Regions from separate parts of the Mus musculus genome. Here region 2 is linked to region 1. A link is a loop called in an ENCODE intact Hi-C map of the cell type or tissue named here. Cell type or tissue: left cerebral cortex. All regions are shown on one strand. Links, peaks and the distances in the headings refer to the core of each region. The heading gives the core; the rest is flanking DNA. Region 1 has its middle 99 kb from the start of Lonrf1. Region 2 holds the start of Gm35520 (a long non-coding RNA gene).

Region 1 (15,911 bases), core at 3,208-11,207:
TGTGTGTGTGATCTAACACTCTTAAACACCAAGCCCTTAAAGATAAGGAAAGAGGCTTGTTTCTTTTACAACCCACCAGCCTTCCCCTAGTCTCTGGTCCCTGGCCACCAGAGGCACACTAAGAGTTGGCAGAGGAGCCAATGGCAGATGGGCTGTTAATAAGCTCTCCTAGAACACGACTTGGCTGTGCTTGGACCCTGTTCTCCATTTCTCTGCTGCTTATTTTGATGGAAGCCATTGGGACTGAACTGAGTCTGAAACTGGCCTGTGACCAAGCCACTCACGGACTGCAAGCAGACACTTTGCCATCAGGAGAGGATAGAAACTTTAGACCTGCCTCCCGCCTTCCATCCTCTATCAGCAGAGGATAAGGACAGAGTGCTAAATCTCTATGGTGGGAACCTTACTCTCACCCTCCCAGTGAATACGAAAGCCCTTTGGGACTGATGAATTAATTGCTTTGGATAAAAATGTTCTTTCTGTCTCTCAGATCACCCTCCTCACAGTAAGGCATGACTACACAACCATTGGTGGGGAAGGGGGACTCTGGTTTGGTTTTGTATTTGAACTGTGATAGGCCACTTCTAAGGAGATGTCACTTAATCATTTTTGAATGCTGTTTTGCGTTAATAACTCAGCTTATCCTTAGGTCCTTTAGTTTGTCAACCCGCACAGTATGTCTTCTCTTCCGCACAGTGGCCTGTATTGATGGTCCACTCTTAGTGTCTGCTGCAGGCCACTCTCATCATCCTGGTGGCCTCCCAGCCACTGCTCTACCCCTCCTTCCTGCCCTCATCATGTGGGAATGAATGGAGAGTGGCGTGGGAGGCTAAACCCCAAGGCTTCGTTTTGCAGGATGGTCAGGGACTGCTTCCTGTTTCGTGTGCAACTGCCTAGAAGGTGCCTTTCTCCAAGACTTAAATAAACAACACCAAAGTCCAGGAATCCCGTGTCTTGACTGTGGCACCCGTTGGGCCAACTCATTCTCTTATTCCTTATGCTTTATGAAATTGCCTCAGGAATGGCAAGGAGGGGTTTCTTCCTATTCTCCTGCTCTATCGGCCTCTTGTGTAAAACTCTATGGTTCAACCAACCACACTGAAGAAAAAAAAAAAAAACAATGGATGAATTTAGCGCCCCCCCCCCGTGTGTTTGTGTGTGGTGTGTCAAAAGCTTTGCCAGAAAAGCTTTTGTTTCGCTTCATTTGAACCATATTTCTAATGTTTCTCAAAGTTCTAAATGTTTTGCTTCATTGAAACTAAATTATGTTTCAAGCCAAACCATAATTTAAATGACAGAAGCTAAGTATTTGTCATTTTGTTGTTAATTTTTCTTTGTGTTCCTTTTATAGAAATCTTAATCTTCCTCCCTTGGGCAGATGGATGTCTTGAGTGTTCTCGGATCAAGGCTGTGTATTTCTAAAGTCAGAAGTAAAAATAAAAAACACTGCCCCCCATATTAATGTCCAACTATTCCATCCCATTTATATTTATGCTGCCCCATCCTAATAGCAAATTAGCAAAAAAAGTATAATTTTAAATAAGTGTAATTTTTAATGCTGTTCTGTATAGAAGGGATTTAAGTTCTATTTAAACAGATTTCAACTGTTTGCCTAGCTCCAAGTCTACGTTCTTGCCTCCATCTGGTGGAGTCTCTGGGGGGAACTTACAAATTAAGAGTCAGCCATGGATGGCAGCATCGGCCACGGTTTATATCATGTGAGCATTCTTGAGTGTTAGAGAAGAGAGCAGAGGAGAAATAAACATGGCTTCCACCAAGCGCAAGCTAGAGTCCATCCTGAGGTCCTAGGAAATTCTGAACAAGAAGCTGCCACTCAGTGAGAAGACCCCACACACCTGAGCACTTAATTATTAAGAACAGATGTTACAAATGGCTCTATTAAGTTGGAGCTGGCTGGAAGCCCTTTCTCTGGTTTCTTGATTTTATCTAGGAAGCTCGCTCATAAACCATCCCACAACCAAGTGAAGCAAAGGTGAGTAGTTTCTGTTATTCCAGTTTCTGGGTTCACACTCACTACCCAGCCTCCATAGCACGGCTCTCAGGGGGAAAAAGCCACTTGGTTTGCGTTCAGACAACTTCAAGCTTAATGTGTTTTATCTTGATGATTAAATAGCTCGAGCCTGCTGCATCAAAGCTGAGACGTACCTTCCCATGTTCTCCGCTTGTAGAATTCAACTCTAGCTGTAGTCCATCCACGTTCCTTGTTAGTTTTACTAAATCATGATAAGAAGTGGTGCCAAATAAGCCAGTCTCCTGGAAGAGGGAACCTCCACCTCTGTACCACTGGGAATGGCTTCATTAATTTTTAATGTATCCTGCTTATAACCCAAGCCTGCCAAAGCCCAGACTGGGAAAGGAGACTCACAGTGCAGCCCTGTGGCCACTCATTGGGGTCAAGAAACCGTGAAAGCGTGGGGAGTCGGTCAATGAAGAGAGAGATATAAATCTCTAAGGGCAGCCAAAGCTTGAGTCTGGTACCTCAGTGTGGTAAGGAAAGAAACCTTGTACACAGTGCATGGTCCAACCAATCTGAAGTATCATAAGTAGAGAGGCAAATAGTTATCAGGGGCTTCTCAGTATTCGAGAGTATTCGAGAGAGAGTAAATTTAAGTATTTACTTAAACTAAATAAACTTAGCGGCAATTCCAGGCTGCAGTTATCGTCAGAATATGCACATAAGGGGGTCAGTATACAGTCACCCCTCAGCATTGGTGGAGTACTTGTGTCAAGGTTCTTGCTGATCAGACTAGATCATTCAAGCTCCAGAGGTACAAGTTCCTTAAAAACAATGGCACAAAATTTGGATATAATCCATGTGTATCTCCCCAAAGAGTTTATTTGACAACTTCATACACGTATACTTTGATCGTATTCATTTCCTCCCATCCGCCTCCATGCCCATACCACTCTTTCTAGAACTCTTGTTTCCTAATCCCTCTCTCCACCTTTTTCCCAATCTGGCACTCATCCTTGCTCTTGACCACAGGGTTTAATTTGGATTGCTTGCAAGTGTATGTGTGTAGGGTTATTTACTGGCCCTTGGGAAAGTTACTGGTGGCCACAATCCTGAAGAAATGTGACGGCCTCTTTCTCAGCTGTCACTGGTTGCCAGTAGCTCCCCAAGGCTAGAACCTCGTGTGCCTTTCCCCATCTATGCTGAAATAGTTAATAGACTTTGTCCCGTTCAGGTCACTGTAGCTGCTGTGGTTTCATAAGTTCTGTCACCCATGACTCTTCCAAATCCTTTTGAGTTCTTTCTGCCCTCTTTTTATATTCAAAGAAGAACGGTGACACATTAAAGGGACAAACTTTAAAAGTCCTTGTTGAACATATCTGGGACAATGTGCGTTTCAGCAGCTGCTGGTTAGTTTTTGCCAACTTGACAAACTAGAGTTCCCTGGAAATAGGGAATGTCAGCTGAGGAATTGTACCCACCCAATTGGGTGGGCACCCTTGTGGTACATTGTTCTGATGGTGCCACCGCTGGGTGAATGGTCTTGAGAGATATAAGGACATCACACAAGTAAGGCATGAAGAACGAGTCAGTAAGCAGCTTCCCTCTGTGGTCTCGGCTTCTCTTGATGACAGACTGTACCCTTCCCCAAGTTGTTTCTGGTCAGTGTCTTATCAATGAAGACAGAAACTCAAGGAGGACAGTAACCTTGGTGACTCCGAATCCACTGTCTAAAATAGGAAACTGTAAACCTGCATTGATTGTAATAAATTATGAATTCCATGAGAAAGGATATATCATTCTGAAAGTGCATCTACACAGAACACTCACTCATTACAAAGGTGAGGACAGTATCTTTACATTGGAGAAGACTGACAGGTATTGGACTTAGTCAAGTAACTGAAGGACATCATCAATAGTAGGACAAATCAAAATAGCACATCATCGATGTCTGTGATGTACCTGCCAACAACAACATAAACCATCCAAGATTGAAAGCATGCATCCCAGGGCGCATGTGTGAAGGTCAGAGGACCACTTGTTCAAATCGGTTCTTGTTTCTCCCTTTCTACTACGTAGATCCTGGGAATCAAGCTCACATCATTAGCCATGGTGGTGCCTTTACCCACTGAGCAATCTTTCCAGCTGTATACATAAGTTTTAAAGTGCATGTGTGAGTGCCCCACCGTGTGTGTGTGTGTGTGTGTGTGTGTGTGTGTGTGTGTGTGTGTGTGTGTGTGTGTGATGTATGCAGGCCCAGGTGTACAGATTCCAGAGGAAGATGTCGCTATCCAGCTATCTTATGCTTCCTGGAGATACACCCATTCTCTGAACTCGAAGCTAGTCTGGCAACCAGCAATCCCCAGCAATCCTCTTGCTTCCACCCCCACCAACACTGGCATTATAAGGGTATGTGGTTACATATAACTTAGTATGTAGGTACTAGGGATTTGAACTCATGTCTCTACGCTTTCATAGCAAGTTCCTTAGCCCACTGAGCCCTCCCCTCATCCCCTGCATATGTTTCTTTCAACATAATTCTGTTGTAATTTCCCAGCCTTAGTCTTTTTCCCCATAGGTTTATATGTATGTATGTGTATCATTGTTGTGACTTGTATGACAAATGCCACTTAAGCTTCTTATGCTACCTAGTTTCAGGGGATTCAAGCGTCACATAGAGAAAAAGGCCTGCTGCAGCCATGGGTTGTGGGAATGTATAACGGAGTCTTCCTCCACAGTGGAGACCAGATGATACAGGCCAGAGCCAAAAGTGGGTGTGACGTTCAGGGTCCGTCCATAGCGAGCTACTTTCACTAGGTAGGCTCCACCTCTTAAAAGCTCCACACCCTTTGAAATAATGCCCAAAGCTGAGGAACAACTATACAAAATATGAGCACGGACACAGGTCATATCCAAACCATTACAGTCTAAGAATAAGAATATTCCTTTACATAATTATGACCCAAGGATCAGATTCAAGAAATGTAACATTGATATAATACTCTGTCTGATGTAAAGTCTGTATATATAATTTTTTCTAATTATCTCAGTCTTTTTATTTGTTTGCTTGTTTTTGTTTTTTGTTTTTCAAGACAGGGTTTCTCTGTATAGCCCTGGCTGTCCTGGAACTCACTCTGTAGACCAAGCTGGCCTCAAACTCAGAAATCTGCCTGCCTCTGCCTCCCAAGTGCTGGGATTAAAGGCGTGCACCACGACTGCCCATCCAGTCTTTCTTTCTTAAGACAAGGTCTGGCTATAAACCCCAGGCTGGCCTCGAACTTAATTAAAGCTTTGCTCCTAGCTCCTGGGTAATGGCAGTGAAGGGACATGTGTCCCACCATGTGCCAAGGGCAATTCATGCTTATAACAACTTCTTTTCCTGGTTTGGGATCATGCATCATGTCTGTTGCCTTTGGGGCTAAAATGGGTCAGGCTCACTTTGTCTTAAAAATATTGACAGTTGCCTTCTGTGATGTTCCTCATATCCAGATGTTTCCACTGAATTATTTTTTCATCTATTCTCTCTCCTTCATGCCAGTTTTCCAATGTGTACTTTTCTTTGCCCCCCTTGGGTTCAACTAAGTTGCATAAACAGATATCTGTGTTGATGGATAGATTTTTTTTTATAACATAAGCTTCTCTTATTTTTTTTTACCTTGTTGAATATGTTATGGATCAACACCTGAAGAGTTTGAATAATTTGAAATTAGATAAATGAAACAAGGGACTAGTAGAGACATATTAAGTATTTGCCATTGATTGAACAATTAAGATGAACTCAATACAGCAAAATGCAAACCACAGCTTTACCAACTGTCAGGTGCACAATGTGTGCTCAGCACTAACTGCCAATGGCGTCTTTCTAAAGTACCTCTGAGAGAGGACAATGCTTTTTCTGTCCTATGGTGGTGGTGTTGGGGGGTGGGGTGGGGTGGGGTGGGGGTGGGGTCTTCCTTAAGTTCTTCCTCTGTTGTGCTGGTTTGTGGTTGGTTTCTCACACCCGCAGGTGTGACAGAACCTGGTTACTGCAGGGGATGCGTGAGGATTTGGAAGGCAGGGAGCTCATCAAAAAGAAAAGACAGGAACAGCTTGAGAGGAAGAGGTTACTAAGTGTACCGGGCATCTGGTGGGATATCTGGTGGGATGGGATGGCAAGCAAGGTGAGGGCTCATGCTACGTACAGAAAGGGATGCATGGGAAACTCATGGGAACCCAAAGCTCTTGGTTCAGTCACTAACCGTGTAGCAGTAACAAACCCTAAGATTCAGAGGGCAGCATCCTCGCCCTCACCCTCAAGAGCAGCCACTGGTTTATAACATGGAAACACAGTAGTGCGCAGGTTAACAGGAATGTGTTTTCATTTAGAAATATCTGCTCATCTGGAAGGGCAGGGCCCTCATCCTAGGCCTATGACAAGTCAAGGTTTTTGATGATTTCTGTTACATAAGAGGTACACAATATTAGTTCACATATCCCACTGCTTAAAACCCCCACCAAAGGAGAAGGTTTGTGCTTAAATAATTGAATAAGTTAAGATTCTTTCCAAAACTTCTAAGTGGCTACCCAAGACAATGACAGATTAATGACAGATTAAGTGTTAAGACTTCGTAGACATTAGCAGTTGGCATCCCTTCGGTTGCTGAGCCCATACTGCCCCCTGGTGTTCCCTGGGCATCTCTGTTTTGTAGGCCAGTTGACGTGGTATTTCCTGTTGCCTGCTGGCTGGACAGTGCACTGCAGGTCTCACCTGTGAGAGGCATCATTTTCACTGACTATCATCTTTTTGGTATTTTGGTGTCTAGCATGCTGTGCCTAGCAAAGTGTCCACTAGTAGTTCAATGAATAAATGACACGAGTCTCTCAAACTAAAAAATGTGCAGCTACTGTAAACATTGTCCTTACTCCCCCTCAAATTGCCAATGTTCTTGATCCACCCTTGGTCCAAGTCTCCATCACTTCCTGCCTGGACTAGTTCTCACGTCTTCCCTTCCTCCCACCCCCAGCCCATGAAACTCTAGCTATCACTTTCTTCAACACCGGCAGTGTTGCCTTTCTCTGTCGGCGATGCATAGACGCTAGAGTGTAGAGGGCATATGGCTATACTCTTTCATTTTGGCAGTGCTAGGGACAAAACCCAGGATCTGGCTCTGGAAACTCATACTTTCAGGCCAGATAAAGTTGTGAAAGTTTTTGTCTATAGGCTGCAGGGCACTCTTGCTACTTGCAGCTGGGTAAGCTGCCATACTAGTCCCCAGTTGCTTCATCTACAAAATGAAGATGACAGCCACTTGCTTGAGGTGCGCACTGAGTTGCCAAGGCTTGTGGGAGAACACACATTTCTTCCTGTTGTTATTTTTAAGCACTTGTTTGTGCTTTGGAAACAGTCTTAATACAATGTTATATAGTCTAGGCTGGCCATGAACTCAGTAACCACCTGCTTCAGTCTCCCTAGGACTGAGATTGTAGGAATGTCCTAACACACTTGGCTAAGAATGTTCTTTGGAGAGACTGCTTAGAATTGCTGCCTGGGTTAGGAAACATTGTGACGGTATTTCTTTCATGTACAATGGGCAAGGCTATTTGGCTGTCTCTGTAAGTCTAGGTTACTATGTTGGTAATGTTTTGAAGTCCAGATCACTTCATCTTGTGCAGGGATCAGGATGTAAGGTTGAGGCAGTTTGGAGGAAAGGAGATATAGATGGGAAAGTTCTTGTAAAAGAAGAGAAGCGTTAGGTGTAGGATATTCCAGCTTGTCTTCAGTTCTCTGTGTACTTATCTTTGCCTCCTACTGCCCAGAAAAGTATGTTGCCAGCATGAGTGTGATGAAGTTTATGGGAACAAACAGAAGAGAGAAAATTCCAGACTGGCACAAAGACAGCAGAGAAAGGAAGAGCTGGTGACTAACTCAGCCAGTGAGAAGAAATTAGAAGAGGAGACAAGAGTCTCCTGCCCTTACCCATCACTCACTCACACACACACACACACACACACACACACACACACACACACACACACACACACACACACAGAGGCTCTCTCTGAAAGCTCCTGAAGTATTGTGATAGGTGTTTGAGGGCTTTGAGCTTTATGGGGAATGGAGGCTCATGGTATTTTATCTTGGTATTGAAGGAGACAGACCCATAGAAAGCCGAAGAGCTTGGAAGCATCTGGGTTACATCAAAAAGCACTTCACACCAGGCCTAGGATCAAGTAAGCATTCAAACTCTGAAGTGGTGTGCTAGTGAGCCAGTATCCAGTGTTATCACCGTGTTTAAGCAGATGGCACATGCAGATGTTCTAGAATATCGCTTCCAGGTCCGAATGGACTTCTTGTTCTTTCTCCCTCCCTCTCTTGAATCTTTATTGGGTAGTTTATTGTGTTTTGAGTGTTCTTCTCAAAAGCATGTTTATGTACCCTGTGTACCCTGGAACTGGATTTAGGGACCATACTGAATCACCGTGTGGGTGCTGGGGGCCAAACCCAGATCCTCTGTAAGAACGACTGCTCTTAACCACCAAGAAACCTCTCTCTAGCCCTTTGGTTCTTTCTAATGCATGACGGAATTTAATCTTCCCTTTTATTTCTCACCGGTGTGGGGTGAATTCTATAAGACAGAGCTGATGACTAGTTATTTGGTTATGCCTCAAAGCATCGTGAAACAATGAAAAGAATTGAAGCACTCTGAGTTAAACTCCGGATATCATAGATGTTACACAAGCCCCTTTTCACGGATCCATGTGCCCAGACTTATTTTCACTATTAAAATTTAAAATGAGATCTTGCTTGGTTGCCCAGGCTGTCCTTGAACCTGCAACCCTCAAGGCTCCTGCTCCAGCCTCCAGTATAGCTATTCTCACAGCTTGGTACCGTCATGATTCTTGCTCTTCATTTATGCGTTCTCTTGAGAACCAGGCAGGAATCACGTGTGTGCTTAGCATTCAGTTATCCAGATCCCAGCTCCCTCCCTCTCCATCCTTTTAATGAAGGTCTTCACTCTTGAAACAGAGAGGTTGTTTCATTTCAAACTCCCTGTCATTTTTTCAAAATTCAGACCTTTCTCTGGAGTTTTAACTATCCGTGTCAAGACCATCTTCCTTTATACTCTGAACCAAAGTAAAAATATTGCTCTAGCAGGATCTTAGCTTAGAGCGCACTCAAGCTAATCCACAAGCAAAACAAGCAAAAGGATCTCCGTCTACAGCAAGCTCCTCAGGAAGCCACCTTGTAACTGGGCCCCAGGTTCTCCTGACGGTGGGAGGCTTCAGTGTCCACATTGTATGGCTGAGATGTCCTCTACGCAGCCATCTCTGTAGGTCATCTGTGCTGTGAGAAGGGGTCTCCTGGACCTCCAGCTGGAATCACCAAACGTGGCATTGCCAGGAGTGACACTACTTATTTGTTAGCTCACTTGATGCTAAAATAAAAAGGACCACTGACCCTGAAATAGGGGGTCCGAGGATGATAGAAAAGACAAGGAGGCTGTGGGGGCTGTGAGTCCTTCAGAGCCTCTCAAGTTGCAACCAGTTTCTTATAATTGAGTAATTAACTTAGCATCGTAAAATTGATATGAATGAAGCTCTAGTTAAAAGAACAGGAAGAAAAGCTACAGTTAATTACACACATACATACATACATACAGACAGACAGATATACTCTGATGGTTTGTACATGCTTGGCCCAGGGAGTAGCACTATTAGGAGGTGTGGCCTTGTTGGAGTAGGTGTGTCACTGTGGGTGTGGATTTAAGACCCTTCCTCATCCCAGCTGCCTGGAAGTCAGCCTTCCACTAGCAGTCTTCAGATAAAGATGTAGAACTCTCAGTTCCTCCTGCACCATGCCTGCCTGGATGCTGCCATGTTCCTGCCTTGGTGATAATGGGTTGACCTCCTGTAAGTCAGCCCCAATTAACTGTTGTCCTTATAAGAGTTGCCTTATAATATGAACTAACCAGTATCTCCAGAGCTCCCTGGGACTAAACCACCAACCAAAGAAAACACATGGTGAGACTCATGGTTCTAGCTGCATATGTAGCAGAGGATGGCCTAGTCAGTCATCAATAGGAGGAGAGATCTTTGGTCTTGTGAAGGTTATATGCCCCAGTGTAGGGGACTGCCAGGGCCAGGAAGGGGGAGTGGGTGGGTTGATGAGTAGGGAGAAGGGGGAAGGGATAGGAGGTTTTTGGAGGAGAAGCTAGGAAAGGGGATAACATTCAAAATGTAAATAAAGAAAATATCTAATTAAAAAAATTGCAAAAAAAAAAAAACTAAATGAAAAAGAAAAAGAGTTGCCTTGATCATGGTATCTGTTCACAGAAGTAAAACCCTAACTAAGACACACACATACATGATGAAAGAACAGGAGGATGGTCATCTCTGAGAGGGATGGAAAGACATCAGTGCACCACTCTATACTGGTACAGCTGTATTTTTCAAGAAGGAAACTGTGGTCAGCTGCATGCCCATAATTCCAGAGCTTAGGAGGTGGCAGCAGAAAATCAAGGTCATTGTCCTCTGCCCTGCGTTTGAGTTTGAGCCCAGCTTGTGCTATACGAGACCCTGTCTCAAAAACTAAATCATATAAAATATGGTCTGGTCCCCATAATGTTTGTAAGTGAGAAGGTGTCCTGTTCAAGACAGGTCTCTGTAGGACCGTAGGGTTGAGGGCCAAGTGCTGACACAGATGGCTAAGACCACTGCTTTCACTCACAGCTGTTCAGCCAGTTACAGTTAGACCTTCTACTAAGTAATCTTTCTCTACTCAGTCTTACTTTGAAACTGGTCATGCCAGTTCAAGTTTCTTATTCATTCGAATCTTGTGCACAAACCTTTACAAAAGCGCGTCTGTGTCTATCTGATTTCCGCGTCCTGATCACCTTTTCTGAGCAGTACTTCATAGCCTCAGCACCTCTGCTGTCTTGGGTGGGATAGTCCTTTTCTGCTGGCCATTCTTCTCTGCAGCACATCCACTGTCCTTGGTCCTTGTGACATTCCCAATCACAAAGCACGACAAGTGTTACCAAAGATTACCTACTGTACTCTGAGGGCAGATTGGCCATTTGAGCACCACTTGGCTGGGATATACATTCTCTTGGGAGTGGAATTGATGAGACCCTGTGTCATCTTCTGTCTTACAGACAGTGCCAAGCTCCCCTCTAATTTTGTGCCTGTTTTCACTGCCCCCATGATTACCCAACAGCATCCACGTCTTCATTCACTTTTCTGTTGCAGTGATAAAAATCCCCCAGCAAAAGCAACATAAGGGGAAAGGGGTCGTTCTGGTTCATGGATCCAGGGTACAGTCAGTCATGGCGGGGAGTTTAAAGTGGCAGCTGGTCACATTGCAGCCACGATCAGGAAGCAGAAAATGACAGGACCCTAGCTAGGGAATAGTTCTACCCACTGTGGGTCTCTCTTCCCACTTCAGTGAAAGAAATGACTGTAAGCCCCACAAGCATGCCCAAAGTTCCAACTCCAGATTCTGACAGGCTTATAGTTCCTCGTGTTGTGGTGATCCTCAACCATACAATTATTTTCATTGCTACTTCGTGACTGTAACTTTGCTGCTGTTGTGAATTGCTGTATAATATCTGTGCTTTCCAATGGTCTTAGTTCATCCGCCAACACCCACCCCAAAAGGTGCCGACACTCACAGGTTGGGAACCACTGTTCTAGAACAATATACTTCACATAACTATCTGTGATGCTGTCCCATGTTGAATATTGTCTGAAGCAGAACCCATGTATGACGAGTGAGACTTGACACCAAGAAAATGGAAAGTGTGTTGAATTTTTAGCTTACGTGAATTTCAGTTGAAATAAGGACACATGGCTATTGGCTTACAGTTGGGAGAAGGCAGAGCTGGAGCCTACATTCTTATATGGGAGTGGGCTAATGTAATCACAGAAAATAAGAACACTTCTCTGCCTCTCCCTGAGCCTCATAAATAAATACAGCATAAAAGCCTTCTACACAGCAAGGTAAGGTAGGCACAAATCGGCATGGGAGCCACCTAGAAAAGGTGGCCTCTTCTGACCAGAAATGACACAATTGCTTGGGTATTTCATATCATTAAGCAATCTTGTTCAAAAGATTTTAATTGGGATAACGATTATTTTATTTTTCTTTTTTTCTCTAAAAGAACATGTTTAGATTGTCTAATGTATAAATAAGGATTTTTTTTAAATAAAATAAGGTTTTCACTTTAAAATATTCTCATTGTTTAAGGGAGAGAGCAGTGGTGGAGGTGGGGTGGAGCAGAGGGTCTGAATGAGCCAAACGCGGCCAGAGTAGCTGTCGGAGCTGTGTGCAGGTGCAGAGGCTCCTTACACAACAGCCCTCTGTCTTCTTTCATTGAATGTGAACATTTTCAGAGTAAAATGTTTTTAAGGAGAACCTACTAGTTCACTTAGGTCTCTAACTCTTTATCTCTGTTGAAAAACAAATCACTTAAACCGTGTGCGTAAAGCTTAATACGTCTTTCTAAGCAGGATGTTAGTGTATTGTGTAAGTTCATATGTCTGGTGTTTTTATGATTAATACAAACATTCCCTCGTTATCTTCATTAAGTTTTGCTTTAATCTGTGAAACGCTCAGATCCATGCTTGAAATTGTCTAGACATACAGTTTGGAGGAGTTGTTTTGTTTTTTTGAACTTCAGAGTCTGTATTTAGACAGTACAATTTTGGTTTGTCTTCTTGGTTGGGTTTGTTTATTTCTTGTTGTCTTGGTGGTGAGCTGTAACAGGGTGGTTGCCCGACCGAGTTTTGGCTGTCCTGGAACTTGCTATGTAGACCAAGCTGGCCTTGAACTCACAGAGAGCCTCCTGCTTCTGCTTCCAGAGTGCTGGGATTAAAGGTTCACGCCAGCACACCCAGCCTTGCTGCTGTTATTCTTTGAACTTATCAAATCTTGCCCTTCGTTCTACAGTCTGGACAATTTCTATAAACATTTCAAGTATCTATACTTAGGCAACCTTTATTCTCTAGTGCTGGGATCTGAGTTCCGGTCTTTATATTTGCCTAGCAAGTACTCCTAACCACTAAGCCATTTCTCCAGCCCAAGCTTTGAATGTTAACGATGTATTCATTCAGGGTATACTCACTTGAATCTAAGGGTTATGAGGACACGGCTGTTGTTTTCTTCACTTCCATGTTTCCAAGGGCAGAAAAGTGTGTGCATGTGTGTGTCAGTGTTTGTGTCTCTGTTTGTGTCTCTCTGTGCATGTGTATGTGTGTGCATGTGCCTGTGTGTGTCTGCATCTGTGTATGTGCATCTTTATATGTGTGCCTGTGTGTATGTGTGTGTGGTCAGCATCTGTGTTTGTATCTTTGTGTCTGGGTCTCTCTGTGTGCATCTCTTTGCATGTGTGCATGTGTATATGTTTGTGTGTATCTGTGTCTATGTCTTTGTATCTATATCTCCTCTGTGTGTGTGTGTGTGTGTGTTAGTGTGTCTGTGCATGTGTGTATATGTCTTCAGCATCTGTGTTTGTATCTTTGTGTCTGTGTCTATCTGTGTGTGTCTTTATGCATGTGTGTGTGTGTATGTGTCTGCATATCTGTGTCTATGTCTCTGTGTCTGTGCCTGTGTATGTGTGTAGAGTTGTGAGAGATTTATAGTATTTCTCCAGGTTTATATTGGGCTCCTTTTTTGATTGTCTAGTTGCCATTATGACATACTATATAAAAACAAAATAAAAAAACAAAAAAACCAGAATGCTCTTTGATGCATTCATTCATGCTAACAATTCATCATGGAATACGATCATCAAAAGCTCTGTTCTATTGTCCCTCAAATGCAGTCTCCCTGCCCTCCCCACACACACACCATTACCTACCATTTCTAGCCCTTTGCTGAAATCTAGAGTCCACTCCTTTAAAACCACTAGCCCCCTGAGCAACCCACCTCTTGTTCCCTTTGCTCTCCAGATCCCTGCTTCACCCACCAGATCTGAGCCCTCCGCTTAGCTCACTGCTGTATTCAGGAGTTCACAGAGGGACTTTTGTGATTTGATAAGTCCCTTAACAGGAGCTCAGTAAATATGTCTGGGACATAAACAATGAATAGTTTAACCACAGCATCTCCCCCCACCCACCGAGAGCACCATACAACATGCAACTGGAAGCTTTTGCTTTTGAAGTAAAGCAGCAATTGCAGGAATATGCAGTCGGATGCTTGGCTGAAATAACCTCTGAATGACTTTTAAAAAGGTTTCCTGGGATAGGATGGTGAGTCCAGCTCCTTTGCAGTTAGTTTCTTCTGTTAAACAAAATAACAGACCAAGACCACCAAGACAAATCCAATGACCAAGAACACCAAGACATCCTCATACAAAGAAGAATGAAAAAGAAAGAAAAATATTCTTTTAAAATTTAGACAAGGTTAAAAACAAACAAACAAAAACAAAACAAAACAAAGAAACAAAACACAAAACAACTCTCAAGTTCCAACATCAGTTTCCTAAATCTAAAACCAAACAGCAACGACAACAAAAGCTGGAAAATTAGGGAGGCAACCAAACAGGTTGCCGGGTAGAAATCCTGCATCACATGCTAAGGACCAAAGTTGGGATGGGGGAGGAGACAGGAAGAGAGGGGCAGGAGAGGGAGTGGGGGGAGGAGAGAGGGAGAGAGGGGCAGGAGAGGGAGTGGGAGGGGAGAGGAAGAGGGAAGGCGAGAGAGCAAGGGAGCAACAGAAGTCCTTTTTAGAAACTGCATTTAAAGTTTTCTGGCCTGCTTCTGAACAAACATTTCCAAGTAAAATAACCACAAAAATAGCAAAGCCAATGCCCTGAAGCAAACTGCTGTCAAAGGCCTGCTGAAAACCTGTGGGGTTGGCTTCCTAGGGACTCAATGAACACAAAAATTCCCAAATGTTTTCTTTCTTCCCCTTAAGAATGTTCCCCCTGTGTTTTCTGAAACCTTCTGTGTAAATGTTTTGAAAATGTCTGTGTTTAATGCACAGTTTTAACATAAAATTTCTTTTCTAAAAAAAAAAAATCTGATGTCTATTTAATAGAAATGTTGAAAATACACTGTTTATGCTTGTGACTTTTGGCAGGATCTAGAGGCTTCTGCAAGTTAGAGCCAACACTGGCAGCCTGTGTCCATGGCTCAGGTCTACCTTTTTGGAGTGAGGGGTTTTGTGTATGTGTGTGTGTGTGTGTGTGTGTGTGTGTGTGTGTGTGTGTGTGTGTGTGTGTGTGTGTGTGTGATTTTTCTTTCAACTATTCTTTTTTTCTGTTTTCTCTCCCTCCCTCCCCCTCCCTTTTTCGCTTTCTTTTTAGATTACAATTACATCATTTCCCCCTTCCCTTTCCTCCCTCCAAACCGTCCTTCCTCTCTTTCCAATTCAGGTTCTAGTTTTTCATTAATTATTCTCACATATATACATGCGCATGCACATATATCCCTAAATATAAACTTCCCAGTCTTCTGTATAATGTTACTCGTGTGTGTGTGTGTGTGTGTGTGTGTGTGTGTGTGTGTGTGTGTGTGTGTGTGTGTGTGTTTCCAGGGCTGACTATTGGATAGGGCATAACTAATCAGTGTGCTTGGTCTTCCTGGTGATGACCATGTTTCCCACTCTCAGTATTTTCAGTTGCCCATGGTTCCCTGCATAGAAGCATCATAGCTCCTCATTTATCTCATATATATGCAGCTATGATAGGGAGACCTCACGGCTGTACCTCCAGGCATTGCTAGGAGATACAATCTCACACCAAACTCCCAGAACCTCTGGCTTAAAATCAGTCTACCACCTTTTCTCAATGTCCCCTGACCTTGGGTGTGGGAGTGACTAGATTCCAAAACTCCACGTTCTGATCAGTTGTGCTTTTCTGTAATGGTCTCTGTCTGTTGCCCAGAGAAATTTCCTTGATTTTGCAGATAAGTCACTTATCTGCAGATATAAGGACTAATATTTGGAATGTTAGTT
Region 2 (15,911 bases), core at 4,051-12,050, 150 kb before region 1:
TCTTAACTTGACTTTGATGGAAACTTCTCGTTTTATGCTTGAGCCGACTCAGCAGAACACAGTCCCCTGCAGATGCCGGGCATCAGTGCATTTGCTCATAGAAACTTCCTTGAGTGGAGAAATGTCCAGTGCTCTTGCGTAGGGCACATCAAGTGAGATCCCAGGGTGCTTTGCGATTTTTGCTGACTTTTCATAATCTTAGTAAAGTGTGTTGCTAAGGTTTCAAAGACGGGTGCTAAAATGAGTTTTCTTTTTTAAATTAATTTATTGATTTGTTTATTTACATTCCACACACTGCCCTTCTCCCAGCCCCCCAGAGTCCCTCCCTCTATCCCACCTCCCCTTTGCCTCTGAGATGGTGCCCCCCCCCATATCTCCCTACTCTGATGCATCAAATCCCTGCAGGATTAGGCACATCCTCTCCCATGAGGCCAGACAAGGCAGCCCTCTGCTACGTATGTGCCTGGGGCTTTGGTCCAGCCAGCCCTTGTATGCTCTTTGGTGGATGGCTCAGTTAGAAGTTTTATATGCTTATTTAAAACTCCTTTTCAGCCTTATAAAATAACCTGGCACTTATGAGAACTGTCTGTACAGTCCAATTCAAATGTTTCTGGTTGGAATTACAGTAGGAAAGGTTTTTCTTAGCACAGGTTTAATGAGATACATAATAAATGGTTAGGTATAGCTATTTCTACATCCATAGAGTCTATAAAGTCACACATGCCTTTATATGAATCTGTGAATCAGGGATCTGCCTGTGGTCGGTGGATTTAACCAGACTTTACCTGGGAAGAAACCCTGAAGCCACTAGTTTATCCACACTAAGCCTTTCATTGTATAGCAAAATGTCTGCAGGACGGGCTACTGTGCCTACAGGCAGGGTTTGCTTAATGTTTGACTTTTTCATTACAATGTGATATAAGGAAGAACGGAGCCTCAATAGACGCCTTTCCAAATAAAGAGCTCTTTATAGTTAGTTAGACTGCACTTTAAATTTCAACTTAAGGCTGAAGATAAAAGTTGGATCTAGAATGTTTGTCCCGTGGTCGCTAAAGCCCTCTGCTTGACACCCTCCATTGGAAACAAAAGAGTTCTCTCTCTGATAATTCTAATCCCCCCTCCATTCATGTCTTTCATCTTGGGGAGTTCCATTGCGTGAAGGAGCCAACATAAAGGTAATTATCCAAGTGAATGTTCAAGACAGAGTTGAAAGTCGAAGCGCCCCTTGCCACGTCTTAGCCACGTCTTAGCGACACAGCAGAGATTCAGTATTAAAATAAAGACGTAGCTCACTACCAAAAGCATGCACTTCAGACAGAAATCTGAATACTCAGGCTTTCTCATATGTGTGATAGCACCCTAACAACACACATACACACACACACACACACACACAGTATGACAAGACACAGAAAACATTTGACATTTCTAAACATTTTGGAATCCATGAATTCAGACATTAATAAGGCCAGAGACATAAACCAGGCCCCTCTGAGACTGGGGTGGGGGAGATCTCTTCTTTCAGAAAGGAGTGGCTCACACCAGTCTGGGATTCTTACACCCCAAATATTAAACCTTGCACTTTGGTTTGTTATAGTTACTGATGTCTTTAAAAAAAATCAGAAATATATTTAATATACACCTTGCACCTAATGTGGGTTCTAGTAAATTCTCCCATGGCCTGGAATCACTTTCATCAGATTGCGGGTCCTCCTACTTGGAGCTCAGCAGTTTTCCCACGGTAGAGGGATGGGAGATGTGACTGTGGATTCTAGAATCGTCTCTGGGACGTAGCCCAGGTGCATACTCAGCCTGTGGTTTGGGTGGGGCAGAGAAATGAGGCATCAATTGCCGCGAGTTGGGCAATGTACAGACAGGCAAATACTGAAAGTCAAGTCCCCAAGGAATGCAGAGCCGCAGCCAGAATAAACATTGCAAAACTGGGTCAGCAACTCAGGGGCCCAAACAGAACACTAAGGTAAAGAGTCCAAATGGGTTAGCAAAACAACGAAGGGAATGGCTGAGCGATGCTCTCCACAAGGAGCCAGAGACAGCTCTCTGAGGTCAGCTGACTGCATTTAGAACTAATATAGATCCAGAGTAATGTCAGCCCCACCTATGACCCACAGGATCTCCCTAGATCCACCTGATAGAGCGCTCCCAGGAGGACCAGAGCTTGCATTTCTAAGGTAGAATGTTCCATTGTCACTGTGGACAAAAGTGACTGCAGCTATGGCTGGGTCCAGTGTCCCGGGTCAGGCAGTCACTGAAGAAATCGTGATCTGAGAAGGATGTTCTAGGTCAGTGGCTCTCAGCTTCCCTAATACCGTGACCCTTTGATACAGTTCCTCATGTTGTGGTGACCCCCAACCATAAAACTATTTTCATTGCTACTTCATAACTATAATTTTGCTACTGTTATGCATCATAATGTACATAAATATCTGATATGAATATCTGATATGTAGGACATCTAGTATGCCACCCCTGAAGGGATTGCGACCCATAGGTTGCTGGTGCAGATAGTTTTCAGAGGATAAAGATAGAAGGAGAAAGGTTACAGAGTCTACATAAAGGACTCCGGTGGTCTTCTGATTTCTTAAAGTTTAGGTCTTCAAGCATATTAAGGAAATGCTAGCATCTTCCCCTGGGATGTCCTCCTTGAGGAACTGACAGCCATTAACTCACGTTTTTTGTTTTTTGTTTTTTTTTTCTTGACAATCGACTACAGTTATGTCTAAGTGCCAGTCAACTGCAAGTCTATTATAGAATGGACTGTCCTTGGGGAAAGCGTGCAGTGGTACAGTGTAGTGTTCGAGCTGGCATTGAGGGGATACATTAGGTATTTGGATTCTCCACTGAACTACGGAAGTTTCCTGAATTACCCTCGTACTGACTGTACTAATGTCGATCGATGACTTGGTTAGCTAAGTAAACTGCAGACATTAGCCCTGGGCATGCAGTTTTTGAGTGTGCCCTACTCTCTGTCAGCACCGTGTGGTCCCACCCCTACCCCCCACCCCACCCCCGCTGCTGCCACCTCCCCCCGCCACGCCCCTCCCATCCCGCCCCCCCCCCCCGAAGTTAAACACCCACCCGAGAACTCAGCCGGTCAGGGTGGGCTTGATTTCTCTGATGCCCTTCTCATTCCTTGTTGTCATTCCCCCCCCCCCCAGGAATAAGCACCTGACCCAGTGAGGGGACACGGGCCAGAGCTCTGGGGTGTTCCATCATCCCCAAGAGACATATGAGGAGTAGGAGGTTGCTTTGGTGCAGCTGCTTTGTGACATCATTGCAAATTGAAACCTACTCAAGGAAGTGCAGCGGCCCAGAAAACTGAGAGAAGCAACCAGGGCAAAGACAGAGCTGGCTCAGTGGGTAAGAGCTAAAGGCACAAGTTCAATTCCCAGGATCCGCGGGTGGTTTACAACCACTTGTTAGTCCAGAGCCACAGGGATCTGACCTTCCTGCCCTCTTGGGTTTCTGTACTAGCACACACACACACACACACACACACACACACACACACACACACACACACACACAGACACACACGCAGTTAAAAAGAAAGTAAACCTGAGAGAGGGATAGGGTGGAAAGTGTGTGTATGTGGGGGGAGGGGGAACAGGAACCAGCGTTTAGAAAACGCTGTCCTTGAGCAGAGTCCTGGTTCTCGGAGTTAATACTGCTTTTTATTATCTAAGCCAGTTTCAACACGGGTTTCTGATCACTACAGTCAGTGTTGCTCCCCGTTCTAGAGATGAAAAAAGTGGAGGCTTAGAGAAGCTGAACCACGTTTCCCAGCCTCCACCAACTTCTTCAAACTGTGTGGCACCCTGTTCTCAGCACTGCGTGCCCATCACCATCTTAATCAGATCTCCACGAAGCCTTTGCAAGATCAGGCCTGTGGACGTTCCCTCACAGAAGGGTCATTAGGCCTTCACCTGACTCTCCACCCACTCCCTCCTCACCCACCCTTCACCCAGCTCTGCAAAACTCGGCCCTGGCTGCTCGCCATCTTTTGAAATGGTAGAGCATGCAGAAGGTACATGGTTAACTGAAGAAGGGACACTCTCTTCCGTTGCCGAGGCCGACAGCCATGCTGACATGGGACTTTACAGCTCTGTGGCTGTCTTGCAGTCTCATACATTCCTATGAGTAACCCCTCAACCACGCTTCGGTCAGAGAGCTCAGTAAGTTATTAGTTCACTGAGCTAGACGCGGACAAGCTGTTTCTTGGGTCTGTTCCTGGTGCCCTATTTTGGGTGGATAGACATTTGTTTATGTCTCCTAGGAAAAGTCAAGCATCATGAGAGTAGGTTGGAGTTTGAAGTGGCTTAAGCCTGATTTTCTTTCTTTCTTTGTTTCTTTTTCTTTTTTTTCTTTTTCTCGTTTCTTTTCTCTTCTTTCTTTCTCTTTCTTTCTTCTTCTTTTCTTTTCTTTTCTTTTCTTTTCTTTTCTTTTCTTTTTTTTTTTTTTTTTGTTTTTCAAGATAGGGTTTCTCTGTGTAGCCCTGGCTGTCAAGGAACTCACTCTGTAGGCCAGGCTGGCCTCGAGGCCTCAGAAATCCGCCTGCATCTGCCTCCCAAGTGCTGGGATTAATGGTGTACACCACCACTACCTGGCTTAGCCTGTTTTTCCTTATTCTGTTCTGTTCTGTCTGTCCTTCCTCCTGCCTTTCTTTCTTAATGTTCATTTAATGAGTATGTATGTATGTATGTATGAATACTACATGCATGTAGAAGCCCATGGGAGTTAGAAGAGAACAATGGATCCCCGGAATCAGAGTCACTGACAGTTGGGAGCTCTCATGTGGGTACTAGGATCCAAACCTGGGTCATCTACAAAAGAGCAGCAAAGGAGTCTCTGAGCCATCTCTCAGGTGCTGCAAATCGATTTTATTATCCCATACAAGATATCACTCGTGGGCAACATGATTTACCTATCTCTTGGTCTTAAGATGATAGGCTGTGGATGTGAATGCAAAGGGTTCTGATCATCCTGATGGCTCCCACCCAGGACAGCATCCCTTGTTGAGATGCATGACCGAAAACCAGGTCAGGATGCCTCTTTGGTAGGCCTTGTACTGTAGGAACCCTGGACTCATCTCTCCATGTTGCATAATGACTTACTCATCCTTCATGAGTCATCCTAAATGTCTTTTGCCTAGTAAGGAGCTCCTCCTACATGCAGGATGGGCCTGCTCCTGGCACTACATGCTCTCTAGTGTCTACAGGTCTTCTATGCATTACGAAAGTTAAGCAGTTGGTTAACATGCCTTGCTGCCAAAGTCTTCCAGTTTTAATTTCATTCCTAACACACCTGTCCACCAGCCATTACTTTGGTTTTTTCACAAGTTGTGTGTGTACTGACTGAGACAAAGAGAATACCTAAGAGGAGTGGGTAGTCAAGGTGGAGCCCTCAGGAGGCAGGAGGATGGGATTCTAAGGTCAGGTGTAGAAAAGGCTGGCTTCCACATGCCTAGAGAGATTATGCTGCAATGTCAGCATATAGAAAGGAAGTCGAAGGAAACACAAGAGAAATTTCATTTATTTTAGCATAATGATGGAAATTCTACATGTAGGAAAGACAGAAAAACTTTATATCACGTATTTATCATTACACACACACAAATAAGCCTGACCAAATTCTTTTGTTAAGAGAGTTGCATGGTGGCACACATTTAGTCCCAGCACCCAGGAAGAGACAGGTGAGTCTCTAGGAGTTAGTGGTCAGGCTGGTCTACTTAGTGAGTTCTAGGACAGCAACGGCCCCACAGGGAAACCCTGTCTCAAAACAAACTAAGAATGACCAGGTTATGGAAGACTTTATGGACTGACCTGGTTGTGGGGACCCCCAAGCATAGAAATTATTTTTTTGTTGTTACTTCATAACTGTAATTTGGGTGCTGGTTGTTGCTGTTTCTTTCTCTACTTAATTCTCCCCACTTTTGCTCTTTCCCCTTCTAGTTTTCTGGACTCTTCACACTTAGGGACCTCCCTTCTCCTCCCCCTAGTTAATGTCTATGTGTGTGTACACACCTGAGTGCTTGTGTGTGTGGGTAATTGGCAATGAATATTCATAAGCTTTTAACTAGAGGGGAACTGAGCATTCACAAAACAATAGAAATAACAATTTCATTACATGAGAGGGAAACCACAGTGTGGCAGAAAGGGAGGAGGGGGTGCTTAAGCTTAGACATTGGCTGTCAGCACACACAGCTATCAACCAAGGAAACACAAATGAACTCATAGTGAGAAATGTCCCCGTGTCAGTCGCTGTAACTCGTGATGGAAACTAGCTCATTTTTGGCTGTAGAAATGCTATCAAGGGAGCAAGAAGGAGGGGGCTGGCTGGTGAGGTGAAAACATCCCTGAGGGTACTGTCTGAAAACCTCCCAAAAATCCAACTCCCACTTCTTCACCAACTCTGATCTCAATGGAATCTGGCCCCTTAGAAAGATTAGGGAACAACCAAGCCAAACCTCTCATCTAAAGACAAAGACTCTGAGCCAATAGATAAAAGGAACCTTAACACTAGCACCACAGACCAAGCAGAACCAAGAGGAGAAAGGGAGGGGGGCTGGGGAGGAAGGAGAGAGGGCAAGGGGAAGGGAAGGAGAGGAAGAGGGGGAGAAGGGAGAATCCAACATGCTTTCCTCCAAACTTGGCTACTTTATGGGATTATTAGCAAAAACAAATAAGATATCATTAATAACTAAAACCTTTACACATGTATTTTGTAAAAATGTGTTTAAAAAGGATACCCACCGCCTATCCTCAATACTAAGCAAATTAGAAATAGCTGCCAGGGCTGGAGAGGTGGCTCAGTGGTGAAGAGAACAGGCTGAAGACCAAAGTTCACTTCCCAGTACCCACCTGGTAGCTCTCAGCCGCCTGTAACCCCACCCATAACTCTGATGCCCTCTTCTGGCCTCTGTAGACATTGAACACATGTGATACCCAGACCTACTCCTGCATCCGTACACATAAGAATAAATAGAATTTAGAAATAACTGCCACCATCAAAATAAGCAAATCCATTGCTCTTCTAAAGCGCTGTAAAGTTACTTAGATGGAGACAGAGAGAGCTAGGGAACTCCAGAGTCTGTGATGGGGATTGAAAGCTCTGAGAACCAGCTACAGACACTGTGAAAATCCCAATAATGGGAGGAGAAAGAGCAACTTAGGTAAGTGAATTAAAGCAAGCAATTAATTAAAGCAAGCTTGTTAAAGTTCAAGTACACAGGCTGCCTCCCTTAGGGTGAGGCTTAAGAGATCAGCATTGGATGCTGGCCGGACATAACAGAAGATAAGGCTTTTATCGCTCAGAGGTAGGAGCTTTCCAAACGGGGCTTTGGAGGGTAAAATAGGTGAGGTTATAGGGGCAGAACATAAGCATGACAGGTTCCTCACAATGACCTCCTGAAACAAAGGCGCGATTGCAAGGTGGTCAGAACAACAGGTAGTCATAACAAGGTAGCCATAACAATCCTTTTGAAACAAGGTAGGGCTGCAGTTACAGGATGCTTATTAACATTTTGAAACAAAGGCATGATTGCCATTACCAGAACATGCAGTACAGAATTGTTCGTAGTTAAGGTTACAGGCAGAGCATAGCCCGATCCTTGAGAAACAGAGATTTAATCATAAACAAGAAGAACCTAGTTTGTATTTTATAAGATGCCTTTGAAGCCTAAAATGAACACAGTCTGGTTCTTCAATTATCTCCAGGGTTATTTCTTAAATGTGTATAAGGCCCTGGGGTAGGATCTGGGGATGCAGAAGTGATACATCACCCTACTTCTGTCTTACAATTTAGAAAGAGGAGATGTAACTAATACATAAACATAACACAATTATGACATGATGATGTTGGGACCCCCTGTGGGGACAGTGGGAAGGAAGGACATAAGCCTCCCGAGAGAAATGAGATCATTTTGAGGAATTACTAAATCAGAAAAGGATGCTGTTAAGGAAAGAACGTTCTAGAGTAATTTCAGACTCACTTATGTTCAACAGTAGCAGAGACAATGGATAATGACTAGGAAAGATATCATCAGGATGAAAGTTCATTCAGGAATTACATGCTATAAATAAAATATTCCTTCCATCAAAAAAGAGCAAGGGATTGCCATCTGTCTGAAATTGTCTAACTATGTTAAGTAAAGTTTCTAAGGCTCATTTGACTCCTAAAATGTTATTTCTACAAAAACACAATTACTTCAAAATCAGCTATACGCATGACTAAATGCAGACAATTGGTGCTTATGAAACAGTGACTCATACCCCCACAGTGTCTCCTAAAAGCTGACTGCTCGCCAAAGCTGTGTCGTTATATATAGACGCACCAGTGCTTACAAAACCCATTGTTTTCAAGCCATTGCTGGAGCACAGCTAATTTCCAGAACAGAAACATATTAACTTTGCTACCAACAGATGGCAGTAATGGCTATATAGCAATGTTCCAGCTGGAGAACAGATTGGCAAGGAGTTAGCTCTGTCTTCTTGCTCCTGTACATGTAGAACCAAGGGACTTTATTGGCATCATTTGCTCCATTGTCTTTGTTTGGTTGTTCGGTTAGTTTTGTCTTTTCAAGACAGGGTCTCACTAAGAGCTCTGGCTATCCTGGAATTCACTCTGTAGTCCAGGCTGGCCTCTGATGCACACAGATCTGCCTGCCTCTGTCTTCCTAGTGCTGGGATGAAAGGCATGTGCCACTATGCCTGGCTTAGTAGTTGTCTATTTTTAAAGACGTCCACATATGTAGTCTTGGAGACAAACACAATTTCTGAAAGGATTCATGTGACAGTTAACCCTGTCAATTGGACTAAGTTAGAGATACCTAGAGGATTAGCAACCTAGTGTGTCTGTGAGGGTATCTCTAGAGAGGCCTGATACATGAGAGAGAGACGTGTGTGACATGGCACCATCCAATAGGCAAGGGCCAAGATGAGGTGAAGGTGAACACAGGAAATGACTTAGCTCTTTCAAGTTTCACTCTTCCTGATAGATATCCTCCATCTGATCTTATCTCTGGGAGACATCACTTCTTACAAGATCTGGTTTGTGGGTACATCACAGTTTACTTCTTCATGACTCAAGAGTCCCAGCATGACTGTCATAAAAGAACCAGACAATGTTTTCATGTTCTCCCTACCCTGCAAGTCTCACATCATCATTTGCAAAGAAATGCACGGATTCAAAAGGAGGGCATATATGAGACACTTCTTAATGGATGGTCCAGAGATTCACAGACATGTTTGTAGAGACACCACAAAGGCCTATGTATGGTGTGTGTGTGTGTGTGTGTGTGTGTGTGTGTGTGTGTGTGTGTGTGTGTGTAAAGATAAAGACATAGTGTATATGTGCCGTTGAACTCTCATCTTTTCCTCTATCCTCTAGCCTAAATATGAAATCATCAATGATGCTGGACCAAAGGGAGTCCAGGTATCACCGAGATGCCAAACAGAAGGGTACCTCCACATTCATGGTGGAGCACATCATCGACTCTTCACCAGCTACCTGCATGTTAAGGAAGATATTATCTGGAGTGCTCTACATATGGCAAACACCAATGTGTGCTGATTATCGAGATCAGCTGGACAAGCAGTGAGAACCCTGCTCATTAGGCCACAAGAGTAATCCCGAGGGGGTAAGAAAAAAAACCTCACCAGCCCCCTGAAAGTATAGGCTATTATTAATTCATCTTTACCTTGTAGGATGAAATTCTGTGTCTGACTTGCTATGTGCAATCAGAGAAACCCTAAAACAGTGAGTAAATTCTCGAGGCCTGAGACCACATGGCACCTAGTGCGGTGTGCCCTGAAGGAGGTGGACCTGGGAGCCAAGTTCCCATGCTCATCTTGTTAGATTCTGACGTTATTATATTGTTACAGAATGTAGTGACATTATTATATTATTACATTCTTTGATCAAAATGTTCACACTTCTCAAGGCTGAACACTATAATCAAAGCTGAAAAAATGACCCAAAGCAGCTTTTAGAGTCTATTGATGAGTTTGATCGGGGCAGGCCATATTCCAAGGGCTGCTTAACATAGGTATGAAGTCAAGGACAGGAAAGGTATGGGGAGTCCACTTGAAGCATACAAAGAAACGGGAGTGAGCCGTTCCAACTAGGATCCATGCTATTACTGTCTGAACTCTGCATGCTGACAGTTTTCAGAGAGCAGAAGCCCTGAATTTTACAAAGTGCCTATGAAATTCTTATTATTTTTTTAAAACCTTCTCCCTTCTCTCCTGTTGACTACTTGGGATTTTCCTGCATGTTACACATTGTTTCCCAAATCAAGGATTCCAGCAGAGTTATGATGTCACTCTTCATCACTCACCAGGCTAAGAAACAATCCAAAAATAAGAAAAACGAACAAATGAACGAAAGTCCTAAATTGGGTACTGCCAAGAGCTCAGCTGAATGAATCCTTGCTGGCGACAGATATATCCTTAGGAATGGTCTCTTGCAGATAATTGCTGAGAAGGCTTACGGTTTACTGACCTGCTGGGGTGCACGGAGAATTATTGACTCAGACCTAATTAAATTGTTGCCTGCTGCTTTTTTGAAATTCTGCCAGGGAATCCTTGCTGTCCTTAGCAGAGTCTTTCAGTTGGAGGCTGTGGCTGAACTGTACCAAGGGCGTTTTATGGTAAGTACTTGCCTGGGGTGGATCAAGGAGGGAGTGCATTAAGGACGTGCACGCAGAAATTTCAATGTGAGTTTTTTGTTGTTGTTGTTGTTGTTTTTATATTTTTGGTTTTTAATCTTTAAAATTTTTTTTTAGTATTTCTAGGTGTTTCTCCAATTTTTGGAATTATGAATTTGACTTAGTATAGCTTATGGGAATTTCTTTTTAAATAGGAGCTCCATTGACACTCCTCCTGGTTTCTTTTAACATATTACACCCAGGGACATTTTTAAACAATGTATTCTGCTGCAGAGATGTGAATACACAAGTCATCTGGGATAACGTCACACAAAAGGGTAAGCTTAGAGATGGCGACTGCTCTTCCAGAAGACTCAGGGTTAATTGCCAACAGCTCTGGCAGCTCACAATTATTTGCAATAAAATACACAATGGTATTTGTACAACTTACAAATTTTTTCTGGAGTCTATCCTCTCCTGTGTCTCAATCGAGAGTAGTTAAATTATGTATTATTGTTTCTTAGAAATGTGAAGACAGGATACAAAGGCCAGGTATTGCTCCTCGAGTGATCAGTAAACGATTTAAAAAAATAAAAAAAAACCCAAAAACCTGGAATATGCCCTGCCCAACCCAGTCTTCAAGTATTTTTTACATCACGCTGCCTGCCTATCAAACCATGGAATTTACAACTAGCGTGCAAAACAGAAAAAAAAAAATCTCATCTTCTCAAGGCCTTCATTGCAAGCATGCAGAATAATCATTTGCCCAAGACTGTCTCTTCTGGAGAAGACCCTCGGATTCCAATTATAATGTAAAAGCCCTCTCTGCCACCATAGGTCAGATAGAAATCCTAAGATTGCGTTAGCTACTTGAATCCTTGCTGGCGACAGATATATCTAACAGAACAACCTAGTACAGGAGGGATTAGTTTACAAGTAGTTCAGGGATACATTGCCATCATGGTAGAAAGGGCACCAGAAGGGAACACTTCCTTCCCAAGAGTAGCCTGGGGAAAGAAACTGGGGCAGAAGTGGGGCCAAGCTATAATGCTCAACGCTGCCACTGCCAACAGGGTAGCAACCAACCCATTTCTTCCTGCGCACAAGCTCTCCAAACAAGCTCTCCAAACAGTGTCAGCGGGGAGGGAAGGACTGTTGAAACACTAGAACCTGTGTTGAGACATTGCACATTCAAACCATAGTGAAAGCCTTGAAGAAGAACCCCACCCCCACCCCCAAGGAAGGTTGAGATCAACTTGAGAATTTAAAAAGAGTGTCACTTTCCTGTTAACCAAAAGCTGTGGGATTGCTATGGGGGAGGGGTAGATAAATGACATCCTCCAGTCAATGAGCTGCTGTCACAGTCTGAGGAGCCCACTTGGCAATGTCGCACCAAGCCTTATGGGAGTTTGCCCTGTCTCATTATTATTCTTATGTTTAGCAATTCAAGGATCATGCCTAGGAAACAGTGATGTCCTTTTACACACGTGGACTCTAGAAACAAAGAAAGTTTACAGTATTGCCCGTTGTAGTTCGGTACGGGGTTGCCTACAGTATTGTAGAAACAGCTTTCCTAAAAACTTGACAGAAGAGGCAGAGAGGAGCCTGTTGGGTATAGAGGATAGGTATCAAGTTCTGTGTGATGTCAACCCTGTGACATAGGAAGCCTGGTGTGGGGAGCAGGGTGTCCTGTGGAGACTAGGTGTGGGGAGGCCGCACAGTTTATGTTCATGTGAGCACACACTGTGATGTAACACATTCTCCTAAGCCTGCCTTTTCAGAATGAGTCTTTACCTTTAAGCAAGAGCTTAGAGACATGACTGTATTAGGAAGGATAACCTTTCCATGGTTGAGACTCCAACAACAAAGTACTGTGACAGAAGGGGGAGAAATGACATTTATTGTTTGTTAACAGAAGAAAATGCTATACAAACCCAAACAAGTTAGGAAAAAAAAAGAGAGAGTGCTTTGAAATTTATATATAAGAAATGGTAACTGAAATTTATTTTAAAAAATGGTAATTAACTGAAATAACCACTTATTATGATTTGAAAGCTGATGTTGAAATCCTTACAACCTCAACAGAAAAAATTATAGGAAATGGGAGATGAAAGACAATTGAAGTTTGGAACAAACCAAAGTAAGAAAATGGATACTCTGAGGGCATTTCTCAGCGAAAGAAAGGGGAGGGAGACATCTTACCTCCCTTCCTGACTTCCCTTGGGGGCATTTCCTGTATGTTAAGATGGCTGCTCTGCTTTTGGCTTTTGAGTGAAGCCCTGGGTCCTTCCCTTCTCAGGGACTCCTTGAGGCCCCTTCTATTTAGCAGACTCCCCTAGGGTCCGTTCACTTGAAGTGCTCTGTCTAGAGCTCAGTAGTGTCCTTACTACCCACCCCTCTAGCAGCAGCAGATCTGAGGCTCTCCTGATGTTTCTGTCTATTTGTGTGAGGTCACAATGCTGCAATCAACACCAAGTTAACTCCTTATTGGTGCCTGAATAATTCTAAGAAATTTACAGTGGAGCACAATCTCTGTATCAGCAAATATAAAAAAAGTTCCTTTTTCCAACAAGCAGAGCATAGGGAACGTTTCCCAGAGGTACATTTGCCGTTCTTAAGGCTGAGTAGAGGTTGCTTTGAGTGTTTTGTCTCTTTGTTCTTCATGTCTCTCTAAGCAATAGGCTGTTGCTCACACACACAAATAATATGGCTCAAGCATCTCCTATGAAATGGAGTTTATTTGTATATAAGCTACACATACCTTCCCATATGATCTATGTCTTTAAATTGATAGAAATATTAAGTAACCCAGCTATACTACTCCTGGGCTCGTACCCAGAAGATGCTCCAACATGTCATAAGGACACATGCTCCACTATGTTCATAACAGCCATATTTATAATAGCCAGGAGCTGGAAAGAACCCAGATTTCACTCAACCGAGGAAGGGATACAGAAAATGTGTTACATTTACACAGTGGAGTACTACTCTGCTATTAAAAATGATGGATTTATGAAATTCTTAGGCAAATGGATGGAACTAGAAAATATCATCCTGAGTGAGGTAACACAATCGCAAAAGAACACACATGATATGTTCTCACTGATAAAGGAATATTAGTTCCAAATACTCAAAATACAATTCACAGACCACATGATGCTCAAGAGGAAGGAAGACCAGAGAGTGAATGCTTCAGGCCTCCTTAGAAGGAGAACAAAATACAGGAGCAAATATGGAGATAAAGTGTGGAGCAGAGACTGAAGGAAAGGCCACTCGGAGACCGTCCCACCTGGGGATTCATCCCACATAGAGTTGCCAAACCCAGACTCTATTGTGGATGTCAAGAAGTGCATTCTGAAAGGAGCCTGATATGGCTGTCTCCTGAGAGGCCCTGCCAGAGCCTTACAAATATAGAGACAGATGTTAGCAGCCAACCATTGGACTGAGCACGGGGTTCTTAATAGAGGAGTTAGAGAAGGGACTGAAAGAGTTGAAGGGGTTTGCAACCCCATAGAAATAACAACATTATCAACCAACCACATACCCCAGAACTCCCATCAACAAAGGAGTACACATGGCTCCAGTTGCATGTGTAGCAGAGGATGGCCTTGTCATACATCAATGGAAGGAGAGGTGCGTGGTCCCATGAAGGCTCGATAGATGCCCCAGCTTAGGGGAATCAAGGGAGGGGAGGTGGGAGTGGGTGGGTGGGTGAAGGAACACCCTCATAGAAGCAGGGGGAGGGAGGATGTGGTAGGGTGTTTCCAGGAGGGAGGGAAACCAGGAAAGGGGATAATATTTGAAATGTAAATAAAGTATCCAATAAAAAAAGGAATATTAAATGTAGTGAGCAGGCTCTGTAATCCATATTTGGCTGAACTGTGGAAAGGGAGGGTCAACCATACTAGATGTTTGTTGCATAAATGAGTTTAGAGAGGCAACCGGGGCTTTAAAAATAGCCCTGGAAAGGATAGCTCACAGATTGCACCATGGCTACCACAGTCCCACTGTGCTTTGCAAAGCCAAAGGCTCAGAGAAGGTTGCGAGAGGACGACTTAAGTTTAAGTGAGCAGCTATCATGAGAACTAAGGAAGGAGAATATTGCGAACTCCCACTTGCTCAGGGATACAAGTGGACAAACTCTGAGAATAAATTACTGGAAGTATAACCATATAACCCTTATCAGTCTGAAGTCAGTACCTAGCCAATAGTATTTTTTTTTAAATAAAAAGAGATCATTTGGGCTGGAGAGATGGCTCAGCATCACTGACTGCTCTTCCAAAGGACCTGGGTTCAATCCCCATCACCACAGGCAGTTCAGAACTGTCTGCAATTCTTGTGCAGGGGAGATCTGCACCCTCACATGGACACACATGCAGGCAAAACACCGGTGCTTATAAGATAAAAACTGATAATAAATTATTTTGAAAAAAAGATAGAAAATGGTTGAAATTTGACTACTGACGGAGAGCTATGAAAGGTTCATTGTGACAAGTGACTCATTCCCCAGAGAGCCTGTGAAGATGGACACAAGCCATATCCAGCACGAGGTTGAGCGCTGGGTTTTTATTCAGACACTAACATCAATCATTATGCATTTTGGATCTTGGAACACTGTCATGGGTAGTTTGGATTTATCAATTGAGACATTTCATACAAATGAAAAATTGTGGCATATGGCTGGCTCTTCCTGCTGCAATTGTTTTTTTTTCCAATTTTCTATCAATTTAGCATGACTAAACTTCCAGTGAGCCGCATCTATCTAAAAACATGTCCAAATGAACAAAGGTTTACCACTAATGGGATTGGCTCACAGGGAGGGGGGAGGAATGAGAGGACTAAGTGCCTGGTGCTTTTTATGAATCTGTTGTTAGCCAAAGTAGCTGCTGATGTTTGAAGCTATGTTAAAAGAAACAATGTAACAAAGACAAACCATCAGTGCATCTGGTCCTGGAAAGCAGCTCAGTAGGAGAGTCACCTGGTCCTCCCTCGCATCCACAGGGCTAGTTTTTGTTTGTTTGTTTGCTTTTTAATTTAACAGAGAAGTGAGATTATTCTTTTCATTAATTATTCACTTTACATCCAGATCGCAGCCCCCTCTCCTGCCCCCCACAGCCCCTTCTCAGTGAAGGAGAAGAGGCCCTCCTCCTCTGTAACTAACCGATCCTGCCTCATCAAATCACTGCAGAATTAGGTACATCCCCTCCCACTGAGGCCAGACAAAGTGGCTCAGTTAGGGAAATGGGAT

What was found. Peaks named below come from ENCODE experiments on the same cell type or tissue, not always from the same donor. Only the 100,000 strongest peaks of a DNase experiment are listed, where the experiment ranks them.
Region 2: a loop joins it to region 1, with 5 times the contacts of the local background. A loop is called at or near these places in 41 of 42 quality-filtered maps.

What each region holds. Positions count from the first base shown.
Region 1 is chr8:36,340,474-36,356,384 of GRCm38, forward strand. No RefSeq gene overlaps it. Among named protein-coding and RNA genes, the nearest start is that of Lonrf1, 99 kb to the left of the region's middle. In left cerebral cortex, for the core only: CTCF peaks have their summits at 6,655 (motif pointing left) and 6,858; DNase peaks (open chromatin) are centred at 6,624 and 7,798.
Region 2 is chr8:36,185,292-36,201,202 of GRCm38, forward strand. It overlaps Gm35520 (a long non-coding RNA gene), which reads left to right and starts at 3,182. Exons shown (of 4, transcript XR_870363.2): 1 at 3,182-3,378; 2 at 3,759-4,193; 3 at 9,406-10,666. In left cerebral cortex, for the core only: CTCF peaks have their summits at 6,937 (motif pointing left) and 8,431 (motif pointing right); DNase peaks (open chromatin) are centred at 5,141, 6,977, 8,385 and 10,377; H3K27ac peaks cover 308 bases.